2 separate regions of the Mus musculus genome follow, and region 1 is linked to region 2. The links are chromatin loops, found by intact Hi-C in ENCODE. Cell type or tissue: left cerebral cortex. All regions are shown on one strand.

Region 1 (8,000 bases), 920 kb before region 2:
CCCTCCATATACCTGATATCATAATACAGGTGTCTTTTGATCGCCTCTTCATGGCCTTGTAAGCAGCGTCAGCAATAGCAAAGAGATGAGGAGGTCTCTCATAAAGCTCACGACCTTTATACTGCTCGACAGTGTCCCTCCCATAGATGTTCAGCACCTTGTATGGATTCACAGAAACAACCACTTCTCCGATGAATGTGTAGATGCGTCCTTTCTCAAATCTGCACAGAAGCAAGAACAAAAGGTTGCTGTGGTTACACAGATGTGTGGATTATTTCCTCTTAGTTTATTACCAAATGTGCCCAAATGTCCTAGTAACTGTTTCTGAACTGACAATTTATCAGCCCTCAATTTACTTTTAAAGACCATGTTACAGTTTAGGATGGTGACTTGTATCTATAATCCCATCTCTCTCCCTCCTTCCCTCCCTCCCCCTCCCCTTTGGGTTTTCGAGACAGGGTTTCTCTGTGTAGCCCTGGCTGTCCTGGAACTCACTCTGTAGACCAGGCTGGCCTCGAACTCAGAAATCCACCTGCCTCTGCCTCCCAAGTGCTGGGATTAAAGGCATGCGCCACCACACCTGGCTATAATCCCATCCCTTAAGAGGATGAGACAGGAGGACTGCTTCGAGTCAAAGCCAATGAGTTCCAGGTCAGCTTGAACTACATACAGAGTGAGACTCTTAAACATAAACACAAACACAACACAAACAAAAACGCAGACTATGTTTGGGTCAGTCATAGTAGCTTATGTTTATATTCAACTCTTGTAAGGATGAGGCAGGAGGATTACTGTGAGTTGGAGGCCAGCCTGGGGTACATAATGCAGCTCATAAAAAACAACTAACAGCAGAGACCTTCTCCGATGCCCTTCAGATGCCACTAATGAAAAAGGTCCAGTAGGGCTGAAAAGCCAGGCAAAAGAAGGAACTTAACATTTTGAAGGCTGTGAGTTTTCCCTTCCCAAATACAGAAGGTGAATTAAGAGAGAAACACTCACAGTTCTAGGAGGAAAAGAAATGGAAGTTAAATCAGGTATTGAAATTTACTCTACTGGATTTTCAATTAAACAAGGCCTGTTCACATTTATTTCTTCTCCCTCTAGAAGCCTGACCAAATTGTCAGCAAGGAAATAGTCAGAGTACACTCCACAGCAGAGGACTACACAGGAGACACTTCTGGTATAAATCACACTGGTTTTTGTAGTGACTGCTTAGAATCCCATGGTGTAGATACAGCATGATTTTTTTCAGTGATCTTCCTTCCCTCCTTGGACTAGAGCAACACTGCAGAAAACACCCTGGACACGTAGCTTACAAACCAGCGGGAAGGACTCACAGGAATGGGACAACTGATTGAAAGTGTCTATATTTTTAAGGTATATAATATGATCCCATTTTTGTATGGGATCATATTTACATGTGTGTCTATATCTGTATACATTTGATAAGAGTAGGTGTACACATGGCAAGATACCATAGAAAACATGATGTATTTATCCTTCTATAATACAGTGGGGTAGTATGAATGGGGAATGAGGAGTCTGGTGAGAAGATGCCATAGGAACAAAGTAAAAACAGCACACAAACTATTTACACAGTAACCCACACCTATAAGCATGTACAAACCAGAGCTTAACTGTTTCTCTCAAGTGATTGTTACCAATGCCTGCCGAGAGGCACCGGCAAATACAGTCAGTTTTCAGCATCCATTGAAGCCTGGGTCTATAAGCCCTCACAAATAACAAAATCCTTGGATGTTTAAGTACCTTACATAAAATGTCCTAGATCTGAGAAACACTTTTGTACATACTTCTCCATATTTCATATAATCTGTAGGCTATAACAATTCTTCATGTAATTTATGTGCTATCTAAATAGCTGTTAGATTTTTAATCTGCAGTTGCATGGATGTGAGGATACAACATCTGTGGGAATGGAGGGAAGATTGCATCTCACTTCCAGGAGCTGAGTGAAGAGTGCTCACACAGGCAAAATGCTGGTCCTCGGGTAGTCTGTCTATTTATAACCAATGGGCAAGGAGAAATAATTAAGCATTTGGGACTGATAGGCAAAAATTTTAAACTTCTCTTAAGATGGAAAGTTGTCAGCTATAATTAAGACAGGAAACAAACAAATATAGTCATTGTGAACAATAAATTAGAACAAAGATTTTTATCAAGAAGTTAGCATGTATTTAAATAAGAGTTATCAACCAGTGAGGTTTCCTGTCTGCTTTTTTTATTGTGGTTTTCCCACTGACAGTCAAAACACTTGCTTTGGGGTCCTTCTCTGGGCCTGAGTGCTCACATTACTAACAGCAGCGAGACCTTGTAAAAGTGACTTGACCTCCTTGTGTTTCAGCCTCTCCAGCTGTACAATGGTAATAATTATATCCCTCGGTTCCTCTGGCACTGAATAAATGGTTTTCCCCCTTTTCAAAAATGGCAATTAATTTTATTGCTCTATTATGTTATCCATGAAAGCGATGGTTATTTGCTTGTTTTGAGACAGGGTTTCTGGCAGCCCAGGTTGGCCTTGAAGTATGAAGCCAAGGTTGGTCTTCAATCTGTGATATTCCTGCCTCTATCTGAAGAGTTCTGGGATTGCAGGAAGATGTTGATTCTTTACCAAATGTTTTTATTTTTTATTAACACTACCCCTCCCCAATAGCCCCGATAGCCACAAGAATGGACTAAACGTCAATATGTCATTCGTTGTCACAGCTATCAATCAACTGCAAGTTACCAACAAGATCTCTATCTATACAGCTTACATTTAGGGACCCATAACTGTGAAGCTGGAGAGATGGCTCAGTGGTTAGGATTGTGTACAGCTCCTACAAAGGACCAGAGTTCAGTTTTCAGCACCCATGCCACGTGACTCACAAGTGACTATAATTCTCAGTTCATGGGCTCCAATACCCTCCTTTAGCTCCCCAGCTGCGCAAACTCTCCCCTCAAGAACATACATATTTTTTAAAATCCACAAAGAAATAAGAAGTAAGATTGACTACTCCAGTCTCTCTGATTGGATCTGCAAACACAGGCTCAGCAGCTATCATCAACGGACCAAGCAAGGGCAGGGGTTGTCAAAACACCCCAAGTAGGAAAAAGGAAAAAGAAAAACAAGCACCAGGGTCTTAGTGGGAAAGTCATCTCATGAGCTCCTTACTCTGACGTAGAAGCATCATAAGGCACTCTCTTGCTGGATAGTTCTTACAGCCACGAATGGGATCATTTCTGAAATTCTGGTATTAGTTCAAGTAAATATTTTGTTTAACTACATTCCTAAGCATCATTTTTTTTCAAAATATAATCAAAACACACGCACAATAGCAGGGTGATCACGGTGTGGTAGCTTATGTCAACAATCTTTGCTCTTGGGAGGCAGAGGCAGGAGATCAAGAGCAGCCTAGACTACATGGTGAGACCTTGTTTCAAGAAGGTATACAATGTATAAGCCATTTGTTTAGAAACCACGTTATTTATGAATCATAATAGCGGTGTTATCTGTTGACTTGAAGGCATTTCAGGGCTCAACAAGATATGACATTAAATAAATGCTTCAGCAATTTGCAAAACGGATAGAAAGTTATGTTTGAAATTCTAAACTGGTTATCAAATGACTTTGAACTTGGTTAGGTCTCAAAACTACCACTAGATGGTGCCACTATCCACTGTAATATCATGTGCAATTTCAGAGGTACAGGGGAACAGAAAAGTAATGCAGTCGGTCCTTTCAGGGCTTCCTTTGGGGAGGATCTGCAGTAATTACACGAGAAAGTGAATAAGAGACACCCTGTTCCAAAGGAACAATGAAAGCATTTTCTATGATCTATGTGTGCAAACCTGTTATAATAAACTGTCTATGTGTACTAGAAAGGGTGTAACCCTAGATATCAAAATGGGAAAAGAATAAGATAATACTGAAGATAAATTGTTAACAACAGAGAATAAGGGGAAAGGCCATAAAACCATGTGTTACAGTAGCAAATATTGCTGCAAAAACTCCTTCAAGTGAGGAATCCTAAAATCATGGACAAACTGTTTCAGCCACACAAGGTCCTGCCCCTTTACTTGACTCCTAACAAGCAATGCCACCTCCGGGCATGAGCACCTCTCTGTCCCCTCACCTCTCTCGGCCTTTGTCTCCATGGTCTTGTCACTGTTTCCCTTCACTCTGGTTGCCTTCTCACCCTACACTGGGGAGATTCCCCCTTGTTCTTCCAAAGTCTAAGAACCAGTTTTTCAAATACATATTTATATATGTGTGTACCTTTAAATTAAATTAAAATTAGCTAGACATGGCACCCTCTTGCAATCCTAGGTCTTGGGAATTGGAGACAGGAGGATCAGGAGTTCCGGGTCATAGTGAGTTTGAGGACAGCCTGGGTTACATGAAACTGTAACTCAAAAGCCAAAAGCAATCAACCAAAGATAGCTTAACTGTCATAGTCTCTAGAACTTCAGAAAATATTTATTGAAATAACTAGATATTTTCATTGGCTTCTAAATGAAACAAAAGTTCTAAAACATTTTAAATTAACATGTAGCAATGGAGAAGATATTAAAGACAATGCTGTTGGAAGACAAATGTACAATACCCATGGGCTCTGAGACACGTGGTTAAAAGTATTCTAGTCCAACTCATCACATCACTTGTATCTAGGACCATCGGTAGCAGTCAGTCAAGATGCAACAGCTCCTTCAGACCAGTCTCAGCAGACCACGTACACAGCCTACAGACAAGGCGTGTGCACAGGAGTGTGAGTGTGTGCAGAGGAGGAAGGTGGCTGAGCTGAGCAGAGCAGGAAGCCATGCCCTGTGTTCACGGAGTAGACGCGGCTGCATGATAGTCTCTGCAAGCCTGGTGGAGTAAGCGTAAACTGGATGTGTCTGGACACACAGTAGGTTGTAGTTAAAGAGAGCAATAAGATCCTAATGAAGGGTGGGCAATAGAAATTAAGGATGGAAACATCTTAAATACTTTAAGGGGAAACAGAATAGAATATGAAAACTTACCAAATATTAGAGATGAAATTTTATTTAATTTTAAGTTGAGTATAAGACAAAACTGGAGTTATTTCTGATCAGATCCTCCCTGACTCCCTTGCTGCTTTCTTGACTTTTCACAGACTTACTCTACAGCCCAAGCCAGCCTAGAACGCACTCGTAACCCAGGAAGGCTCAATCTTCTGCCATAGTTTCCTGAGGGCTGGCTTTACAAACGGAGCCACCACAACTGGCTTTGGATTGTATTTCACAGGTACTCCTGTGGCTTCTAAGTCAGATTCACTCACTAACAATTCACCGGTGAATCATCTATAATCTTGGAATCATCTATAATCAGAAGGAAAATTCTCTGTGTGTATTTAATAAAAATCTTTATTCATGGGCACTTTTCATTTGTTTTATGAGGAATAAAGGCATTCTGGAATAATGGTGCCTAATCATAACTGACTTGGCCTGTCTTCTTCCCTTTCCAATGCAAATGTTCTCAGGGGAGTGCCCCATCTATCTATGACCAGGCATGCCTCTTTTCTTCATCCCTGTCCCCTCTGCCAGCTCCAGTCTGGGTCCACTCTGGGACATCGGTGCACGTCCAACTTCCTGCAGTGATTCCTCATGAACTCAACTTACTGTTAGGGCTCTGACATCACAGTTTCTCTCTCGGCAGCATTTGCCACGGTGTCCTACTACTGCCTTAACACTATCTTTTCTTGGCTTCTGTGAGCTCACATTTGCTGGGGTTTCTTCCTATTTTTCTGGTTTTCTTTTTCAGTTTCCTTTGCTGCCTTTTCTTTTTCTATTTATCTCGAGACATTCAAGTTCTCTGGGTTTGAGTTTAGGACCAACCTCAAACACCAACCAAGGAACGCCTATCTAAGGATGACAATAGAAGAATACCTTGGCTCTCTGAAATCATCAATAAGAACAGACAAAACCACAAGAGAAAGTATTATCAACCATGAAATAAAGCCATGACTCTGAGCCACTGCATAGAAAGGCTGTGGGTGCCAGAAATGGTGACATAGCCCTGTAATTCTAGAACTGGGGGGGGAGGGGGGGGTGGCGAGGCAGGATGATTGCCAGTCTTATCTATATAATGAGTTTCAGACCAGCCAGGGGTAGATAGACTGTGTTCCCTTCTTTAAAAAAAAAAAAAAAGGAAAAAAAGAAAAAGGAAAAAAGAAAATCGAATGTTCTGAGAACAGACCTAGCCTAAGAGGATGCTGATAGAGACTGGTGCCTTCCCCTGCTGTCTCAGCCCTGGGAGAACGTGCTCCAAAAGTAGGCAATAGTTCCTAAACAGCTAAACAAAACAATCTCTTACTAAGAATGGCAGGGTCACAGTATGCAGGTGGCTTCAGAACAAAATTAGTCCCATTAATTAATTACATACTTCTAAAAGGAGGAAATAAATGAGTATAAGAATAAAAATGTTTTTATTTGAATGGTATAAGCAAAGGAGAATAAAATGGGCAAAAATTTTGTACAGATATTTTTCTATAGAAATAAAGTAGATATGTAGCTTTTTTAAAGACAAAAGGAATGAGAACAGGTAATGGGAGATGAAATGGCTGGAATTCATTATATACATATATGAAATTACCAAATCAAGGAAAACGTCTTTATAAAAATAAATAAAAGGGAGAATGAATACCAGGCAAATAGACAAGGATAGGGGGGAAAATGTTTTAGATAGAGTGAGATGGAAAAAGATAGAATTAAAGTATGATAAAGAAAACTCAGAACTGGAATAAGAACTGCCAATCGATCACTTGTTGGTGCCCCAGACAGCTTAACCACCTGGTAATGGTAATGCTTGAAAACAATGAATACGCAACAGCAACAAAAATCAGTAACTGCAGACGCTGGTGTCTACTGCACACAAAATGCATGAATTATGAACTCTAGTAACAAGGGACCCTTCCAGTGACCACATCTCCCACCAGAATGCCTCTGGCTGGCTCTGACTCTGGTGACTGCTCAATGACCAGAACCTTGGTTAAGCTGGCTAAGTATGATTGTGGTGTGACCTGTTAGCCTCTGTCCGTCTCCGGGCATCTGCTACAGAGCTGACACTCACTCGCTGTCTTTCCCCCACCAGGATGTGGATGCAGTGGCTCAAGACCCTCCTACCCACTGTCTGTGAGTGAATTCCCGCCTCTGGACATTGGTGGCATCACTTAGAGCTGGACCGTTTAGTTATTAGATTCATTTTCTGTGAGTTCTCTCCCGCATTTTCATATGTGAACAATAAACTGTGCATTTGAAAATGGAAAAAAAAAAGGGCAATACCTGGTAGAAAAATAGATAGCAGCTTGGGAAAACCAAAAAGCACAAGGCATCAGTGTGGGGAATTGAACTGCTTGAACTGTGTTCCCCAAACAGCATAGTAGGAAGTCCTAACCTTCTTGTGATGCAGCCTTATTGGGAAACAGGGCTTCTGCAGATGTAATCAAGATGAGCTCATTAGGATGCACTCTAACACAAAACCTTAAAGAAGGGGAAATGTCACATGTGGACACATACAGCCATGTGAGGCAGCACAGGTCAAGGAAACGAATTCCATCTACCCCCTCAAGAAGCTAGACGAGCCCCTAAGAGGCTGCTATGTTAGAGAGAGCTTGGTTCTGCTCAAACCTTGATTTTTTGAACTTCTTGTCTTGGGACCGTGAACAATAAAATCCATAGCAACCCGAGAATTACGGTTTTATCAAAATGAATTCCATGAAGATGTATCTTTAAGCTTTCTTAGAAAAAATTCAATCATGTCAGTAAGATATACTTCTCCTATCATCAAGTGACTTGGCAGCAAATGGTGTTACAAGACCTTGAAGTCCTGGGCGTGGCCGATCCCTCCCACAGGCACGCTTGTGACTACTCTCACTCCTCATCTACTCTCCACATTCCACCAAGCGTGACCTGAAAATATACAGTGGCTACAAGTGTCTAGTCTTCAATCATTTCAGTGAGAAGCCACACCCACTGAGTGT
Region 2 (8,000 bases):
TTCTCAGCCCAGACTGTAGTTAGAGACAGCCCAATCCCCTGGCTGCAGAGTCCTCAGGACACTGTTCTGTGGTCCCCAGTGCCAGCTTGCCTCTGTTGTGTATGCCCAGCCTCAACCTAGTCCTCAGACACCTTTCTCATATCTTCAAGCCACTTTGCTTTAAATCAGAGAGACCAGCCAGTGGTCACTGAGTGCCCTCTGCAAGGAGGCTTTATGAGTTTAGGACATGAGTGGTCTCAAGCAGGAGGAACTGCTGTTACCCCCATTCTAGAGGTCAGAGAGGGGAGGTGCGGGAAGGCTAAGTGACCCTCTGAGCCCCAACACCTGGACGGCAAACAAATCAGGCTCAGCCTAACGGCAGAGGCTGCTCTTCCGACAGCCAGGCTCCTTGGGTAGTTCCTTCGGTGCCCTGCCCTGCTAGTGTTCTCTATTTTGGGTTCCCATGGTCTCCAAGCATCTTTCCTGAAGCTTCCCTCAAGTTCACTCTGGGCTCCTCCCATTAACACAGCCACCTCCTGGAGCAGAGCTCAGAAGAGCTGGCCCTATCTGGCTGGGATTCTCTCCCTCTCCTGCTCCTGAATTCCTGGCTAGTTCCTGGCAATCCTTGGCTTGGGTTGAGCCTGTGTAAGAGCAGATGCTGTAGCTGATGCTCTCAGGACTGTAGGGAGCATGAGCCTGTGGGAGCCGGGAGCAGTTTGGTGCAAGGCTTCTTGACAATGAAATGAAACTGGAAACATGGACGCCAAATCACGAAACAGCCCTTCCCCATCCAGGAGCTGAGACACTGGGCAAGGCCGGTGGTGCGCTCTTCCCCTCCCATTAGGGCCAAATGGGAAGTGGAAGCGCCTCCTGCTTTCTGAGCTGACGTTCAACTCCAGGACTCAAGATGATAAACACAGGCTTCATTATGCCCCTGTCTTCTTTTGCGGGCTTCTTAAGTGATTAGTGTAATAGTCTGTACACAATAGACTTTTAATTAATTTTTGTGGAATGCATAAATGCATGAACCACCAAGGGAAGGAACTGAAGTCCCTTGTGACAACAATCCCCTGAGCCCATCTCCACTCTATCTTGTAAGGGAAGCCCGCCAGGTAGCGGGCGATACTCAGGGAGGAGGCTTATAGCAGCTAAGGAGGAGTGTATCTGGGGATGGGCTGTCCTTCCTCTGCCTCCTGGGCAGGTGAGCATACATCGAAGCAGCCTTTCATGACTGTGATCTGACAGAGAGAGATTTTGGGATTTCCTCTGGAAATCTATAGCTATATGAGGAGGGGGTTATCCTTTCTCCTGGGGTCTTCTCATGATCATGGCTCTGTCTTACTGCGCCCTCTTCAAGTGAGGTACGGCCGTGTAAGTCATAGGAAAATCACTCCAGGGTCTAATGTCAACAAAGAAGACCATTTCCTCACTGCTCCAGATAGTCCCTTGGACTGTGAAAAACCCTTCCCAACAAGCAAACAAAAATTCCGACCACAGTTAGAAACCAAAGCCCAACAGAGGATTCAGTTCTCTAGAGATTTCTCCAGTGCAAAGCCACTAAGGAAAGGATGGTCTTTGGCCTTTGGGACATCACAAATCCCGTAAGGCTGATGCATGCAGACTACCTCATGCATATGATTGTTACATAGGCAATTCTGAGATGGCACAACTCATGAGATGTCTATCACCTATGTCAGTCAAAGAAAGCCCCGCCCTTTCGGAGACCGCCTCCTGAAAGCTCTTGGGATCTAGAGCCCTGTGCTGGCTGGAGTTTGCCCCTGCTTCTTGGAATGTTTACTCATTCATTTTCGCTTTCATCAACCCGTGCGTTCAAGGATACCACATCGCAGAAGAGCCATGCTGTTTATCCCGAGTCTATCTACCTGTCTTCACCCTGGGGAACCAGACTGTTGATAAGCTAGCTGATCCCTCTCTCCTTTCTTAAGATGTACTATCAGATCTCCCGGCCCCGCCTCCCTCAGCCTCTCCATCTTTGCTTAGTCCCACCCCTCCACTGAGTGCGGAAACAGACACCCATTCATTCCACGGAGCACAAACGATGTGTAGTCGGGAGCAGAGGAGGAGCTCCTAGGATGATGGAAGGGAGTCTCTTCGGGAGTAAAGCCTCCCTTCTCCTCTACCTACTGGGGGCCTAACAGGAGTGCCTGCTGCAGGAGTTAACCTCAGGACTTAGCTTCCGCCGCCCCAAACAGGCCTTTGTACTGCCAAGTCCTTGGATTGTACAAGCTTCTCTAACACTGGGAGTCAAATCAGGATCTGCATCATCTGTGTAGCTCCCTCCCACGCCTGAGTTGTCCCTGGCTGGAGGCAGGATCTCTAGACATCTCCCGTTACTTGGGGGGAAGTCAGCAGCCCTGCAGCTGGGGTGAAGTGCTTTCTAGGAAGTTCTAACCCCTATGTGTCTTCATGCCCAGGGCTCTACAGTTTATAATGCCACCATCCGGAACCTATGGCCCTAACCCAATTTCGTTTGCATTTTCATTCCTTTGACCCTAGACCACTAAGCCGGAAAGCGCTGCCTCAGACCAATTAGGATCCCTAGTTATTTCTGAGTATTCCTTTAGGTGAGGCTTTTACAGGCTCTCTTCTGCACCAAGCTTCAGGCCGCTTGGGTCCGTGGGTGTTTCATCTTCCTAATAAAATCCATCCATCCATCTTCCCGAAGAAGCAGATATCCCAGGGCTAGACTAGGGAAATAAAGTAATAACGTTATCGGCCTTCACAGAGCTATTTAAATACAGACCCGGTTGCTGGGGAGATGAAAGGGGGCCCCTTTTGTTATGAAAATGAAGGGAGTGGGGAGGGGTTCTGTTTGTGTTTTGATATGTTAATATGCCTGGAAGCCACCCAGGGTGGGCAGTGCTGGGGAGGCTGAGTCGCAAGGCATATTTATTTGTGCAGTTTAATTTAACAGCTAGGCTACAACGGGAGCTGCAATCGGGATTGTGTAAAGATAATTACAGCCCCATTATTAATCAGATGCCTGCAGGAGATGGCTTGCTAGCTCGCGGCTCCCCGGGCTGCATGCAGATCAGCAGCCAATCTGACACAGCATCTTTGTGGTCTCATTCTGCCATCTAGTGGCTGTTTCAGGAATTGCCCAGGGAAGATCATTCTAATTTGAAGTTCCTTTTTAAACAATGGGACGACATTCTAGAAGAAAAGGCAATTGCTGCAGCTTCTGAAAAGATAAGATAGGGAAAGGTTTGGAATCACATCACCAGTTTGCCACTTTTTAGTGATTCTGAGCTTGAAGTCGGAGAAAGTAACATATTTTTGATTGGATTCTGCCCCCCCCCCTCCGTCCCCCGCCCCGACCCCGGGGAACCTGAGTCTTCTAAAGAGTTCATGAACTATATACATAAACACACTGTGCTTTTCCATTCTTTTCTCTTCCATCTTTCCCGTTCTTCAGCTTTGTATCATGTTTTAGTTTCATTTTTCTCTTGTCTCTTGGATTAAAATCTTGCTTTTGTTTTGCGTTTTTCCCTGAGTCGAATGACTTGGGGCAGGGGGTATAAATCAGAAACAACCACACTCAGTCGAGCAAGGTTGGCATGTCCCTGCATTCCCAGCACTTAGGAAGTTCATGCAGGAAGAGCTGGGGTTCAAGGCTGGCTTGATCTACCCAGTAGAAACCTTACACCTGCCGAGGGTGGGGCACGCCCAGCATGAACTGACTGCAGCGAGGAAAAGGACACCCTGAGCCTCCTGAGGGGGAGGCCAGATGTTCAGCGAATGCTGGGCCCCCACACAGCATGGGAATAATAGAATGGGGAACCAGGAAGAGAGGCAGACACACAGTTAGGTGAATATCCTTTTGATTTGACTCTTGTTAACACTGTCCTTTCAACCCTCCACACCGGCCCATTAAACCCCAAGACAGCAGAGTGGATGGAGGTAGGAGGAGGGGAGAGAGGAACAACCTCCATCTGGGAGGTCACCATGAGGATCAAGGTAGATGTGCAGTCCCATAGAGGCTGCAGACCCAGTTGGAGCCTCCCTGAGAGGTGGCCCTTTTAATAGAACCTTGATTAAGATTGTCTGACAGTTTCATTTCCCTCACATTCCGATCTTTCAGGAATTGAAAGTGAATCCAGTTTATAAGCTGCCCTGGTTCTTAGGACTTTTACTCCTCCTCCTCTCCCTCCTCCTTTTAGATTTATTTATTTTATGTATAGACGTACACTATAGCTGTCTTCAGACACACACCAGAAGAGGGCACTGGATCCTATTACAGATGGTTGTGAGCCACCATGTGGTTGCCGGGAATTGAACTCAAGACCTCTGGAAGAGCAGTGCTCTTAACTGCTGAGGCATCTCTCCAGCCCCCTTCTTTATCTTCCTCCTCCTCCCCCTCCTCCCCCTCCCCTTCCCCCTCCTCCTCCTCCTCTTTTACTTTGCACTCTCCAAACTTATCTTAACTAACAAAATAAGAAGTGGGGGTGGTGGCATGGGGGCAGTTAAAAGAATGAAAACCCAAGCCACACACCAGAGGGACATCTTTTTATAACAGGTCCTGAACCCAGCAATTTACAAAGAACTCTTAAATAGTGTCCGGTGAATGATCCAGTTGGAAAAAGGCTAAATGTTGATAATGCACACCTAGAAGGCTCCTGGATACTGTGCCACACAATGGAGCCTCCTTTCCCATCACTGAGTAATGTCTGTGTCCTGGAACTGTACAGACACAAGTAAGGAAATGACAAGATATCCCTATCACACACACAAAAGAGCTGCAGGTTAGAACATTATGCTGCCATGTACCTACCAAGATACCCACATCCCGAACAGACAGTATCTAGTTCCAGAAGAACCAGGATCATGCTCACTGCCAATGGAACTGTAAGAGGGCTCAGCCACACAGAAGACAGTTAAACAACTTCATATTCAGCCAGACAAACTCTTATTGCCCCAAACAACCATCTCTCTCTCTCAAGCATGCCCACCTGGCCAAATAGAGCTAAACATCCAGGACTTCAAACCTTGCGAGACCTCGGTTTCCTACAATCTGTTACTTGATTGCAGGGGTCTGGGGCATGAACTTGGCAAATAGCCATCTCTATCCTATCAAAATGTTAAAAATTCAAACAGGCCTCAAACCATCAACACTGCTGACTGCACTGAAAATGTATGTCTGTAAGTACAACGGTCGCAATAATGGCAGGTTTGTTCACAATTCCTCCAGACTGCAACCTTCCAGTGGAGTGATAGGATGAGGTGTCAGGGCCACCGGTGACTCTCCAGAGTTCTTTGCTTGGCCATTGCTGACCTATTTGGTGCCAACCTGGCTCTCCCCTGGTTCAGGGCAGCTGTGGATCTATGCAAACACCAGACCTACACGTGATGAGAGTATCCAGTACTCAGACTGTAAGAGCAGCTCAGCCATGTCCTTTATAACTACCAAGTGGCCACGCTCACACCTTTAGAATTAGCAACCTAGGAAAATGTCCCCAGGCACATGGTCCCGGGATGGATCTGTGTCACACACCTGAACTCAATATCTCCTTTTTGAAGCCACAACCACTCCCTTGCCCCCTTACTGACTTGAAACTTTCTAAGTAGGCCAAGCTTAGCTGTTTGGAGAATTTCAGAAATACATCCATTTCTGTGTCTCCTGAGTTCAGGTAACACTCTCTCTCTCTCTCTCTCTCTCTCTGTCTCTCTGTCTCTCTGTCTCTCTGTCTCTCTCTGTCTTTCTGTCTCTCTCTCTCTCTCTGTCTCTCTGTCTCTGTCTCTCTCTGTCTCTGTCTCTCTCTGTCTCTCTGTCTGTCTCTGTCTCTCTCTCTCTCTCTCTGTCTCTCTCTCTCTCTCTCCCTCTCTCTCTCTCTCTCTCTCCTCTCTCCTCTCTCCTCTCTCCTGCACTGGACTTTTAAAACTCTGGGTTCTGTGTTTGGGCTGGGTCTAGGACCCCTACCCATTAGTAACAGATGTACAGCTTGGTCTCTATGTGGGTCCTCTAACAACTGGAGTCTGGGCTGTGTCTGACTCAGTTTCCTGCCATTGGATCCCCTTCCCCTAGCTGGGCTGCCTTGTCTGGCCTCAGTGGGAGAGGGTGTGCTTAGACCTGTGAATTGAAATGACTGTGCTAGGTGAGATTGGGGGGACGGACGGACAGGGAGGGGGCGGGACAGAACGTGGGGGGTGTGGAAAACAGATCTCCCTGACTAATGAGCTGACCATCACATATTTGCATAACAATATTGAAACAGGTGTTCCCAAACAAATGGTTCAGGCCCCTCCCCAATCTGCTCCGGGGCACAGGGGAGCAGCCTTGCCCACCACAAGGACCCTCTGTGTCCCTCTGGCACACCTGTCCTGCCCTTCAAGGCTCAGCTCCTGTACCTCTCAGATGACCTCTGACTCCTACTCAGCACCAGGAGTACTACTCAACCCACTCCCCGCCCTCTCGTGCGCACATAAGAAGTACTGCCCCTATAGGTTGGAGGTCAGATTGCAATAACAAATAATAGTTTTCCTGGTCTTTTATGTGTGTGTTTATATGTGTGTGTAGATGTGTAAGTGTAACGTGTATGAAGCATGACAGTTTTTAATGCCAGCATGTGAATGTGCCTTTCTTTAAGAGCTATTGAAAAGCTTGTCTGAGAATTTGTTTTTCTTTTTTAATGAATTCCACACATTTAATATTTTCTGAGAAATAATTAGTTTACACAGCTCTGTTGCATTGCTGTAGTGTTTATGCAAAACTTACAGTCCTTTTATGAACCTGAGACTTTTATACTTCTATTGACAGCCGCGAATCCAGCTGTCTCTACGGAGCCATTTGTCCAAATTGGAGTGAATTTTAAAAATGTAATCGCTCAAGAAAAGCTGGCTAATTGGACACGACTTTCAGCTAAACACACATTATACAAAATATTCACTCTATTACAACACAATTAGTGATTTTGCCGGTATGAAAGCGAAGGAAAAATACATTTATGAAATGAGCATAGAATGCCTGTAAGTAGCATATGCTGGATTTTCAGAACTTAGTTGAACATCACTGAAGTGCCAGTGGAGTGCCCAAAACATGTGAAGACTTGGTTCAGCCATCTTTGATGTTTTTCTGACATTCATTCATATAAAACAAAACACAGCCAGAATATAAAGTAAAATGTATGTGTGGAGATATATATATCCTGTATTTATATGTAGACAAGGTTTTACATATAAAGCAAGGTAGAGATATGTGATTTATACACATGCTTGTAAGTGTAATTTTGCTTTATGAACATTTAAATGCATAGTTATGAGAGTGTATTCTGTTATGTACGTTTGTATGTGTGCTGGTGCACATGTGTGCTTAGGTGTACTTACATGTGTACACACATGCATGTATGTAAGGCCAGAGAACGACCCCCGGGGTTATTCTTTAGGTCACAAACACCTTTTGGGGAGAGTGGGGACATAGTCTGGAGCTCACCGAGTAGGCTAGACTGGCTGACCTGTGAGATCTAGGGGTCCCTCTGCCATGGCTTCCCTAGTTCTGGGATCACAAGTATGTGCCGCTATGCTCCGTTTTCTTTTTAAAAAAATAATTTATTTTCGTTTTATAAGCATTGGTGTTTTGCCTGCATCGGTGTCTGTGTAGGGGTGTCAGATCCCGTGGGACTAGAGTTATAGACAGTAGTGAGTCTCTATGTGGGGGCTGGGAATTGAAGTCAGGTTCTCTGCCAAAGTTGTCAGTGCTGCTGACCACTGAGACATCTCTTCAGTCCTCCAAATTCACGTGTTAGAAAAATGCTCATTGGTGTTTTGTCTGCACGTGTATCTGTGTGGGGGTGTCCAATCCCCTGAAGCTGGAGTTACAGACAGTTAGTTGTGAGGGCCATGTACTGGGAATTGAACCTGGGTCCTCTGGAAGAGCAGCCAGTTGTTCTTAACCACTGAGCCATCTATACCTTCACGTCCCCACGTCCCCCAGCTTGGCCTTTTAAATTTGGGTTTTGGGGATTGAACTCAGAGCCTCATGGCTAAAAGGCAAGTACTTTACCCAC

Evidence for each region. Hi-C counts contacts between places; a loop is a spot of excess contacts. Peaks named below come from ENCODE experiments on the same cell type or tissue, not always from the same donor. Only the 100,000 strongest peaks of a DNase experiment are listed, where the experiment ranks them.
Region 1: a loop joins it to region 2, with 8 times the contacts of the local background. A loop is called at or near these places in 7 of 42 quality-filtered maps.

What each region holds. Positions count from the first base shown.
Region 1 is chr11:80,692,869-80,700,868 of GRCm38, forward strand. Myo1d (myosin ID) reads right to left here. Exons shown (of 22, transcript NM_177390.3): 2 at 13-221. Among named protein-coding and RNA genes, the nearest start is that of Gm31042, 27 kb to the right of the region's middle. In left cerebral cortex, a CTCF peak has its summit at 3,654 (motif pointing right); a DNase peak (open chromatin) is centred at 3,671.
Region 2 is chr11:81,610,389-81,618,388 of GRCm38, forward strand. It overlaps a transcript of Asic2 not described here. Among named protein-coding and RNA genes, the nearest start is that of Gm11418, 27 kb to the left of the region's middle. In left cerebral cortex, CTCF peaks have their summits at 3,080 (motif pointing left) and 6,444; DNase peaks (open chromatin) are centred at 2,019, 2,246 and 3,057; H3K4me3 peaks cover 1,502 bases; H3K27ac peaks cover 400 bases.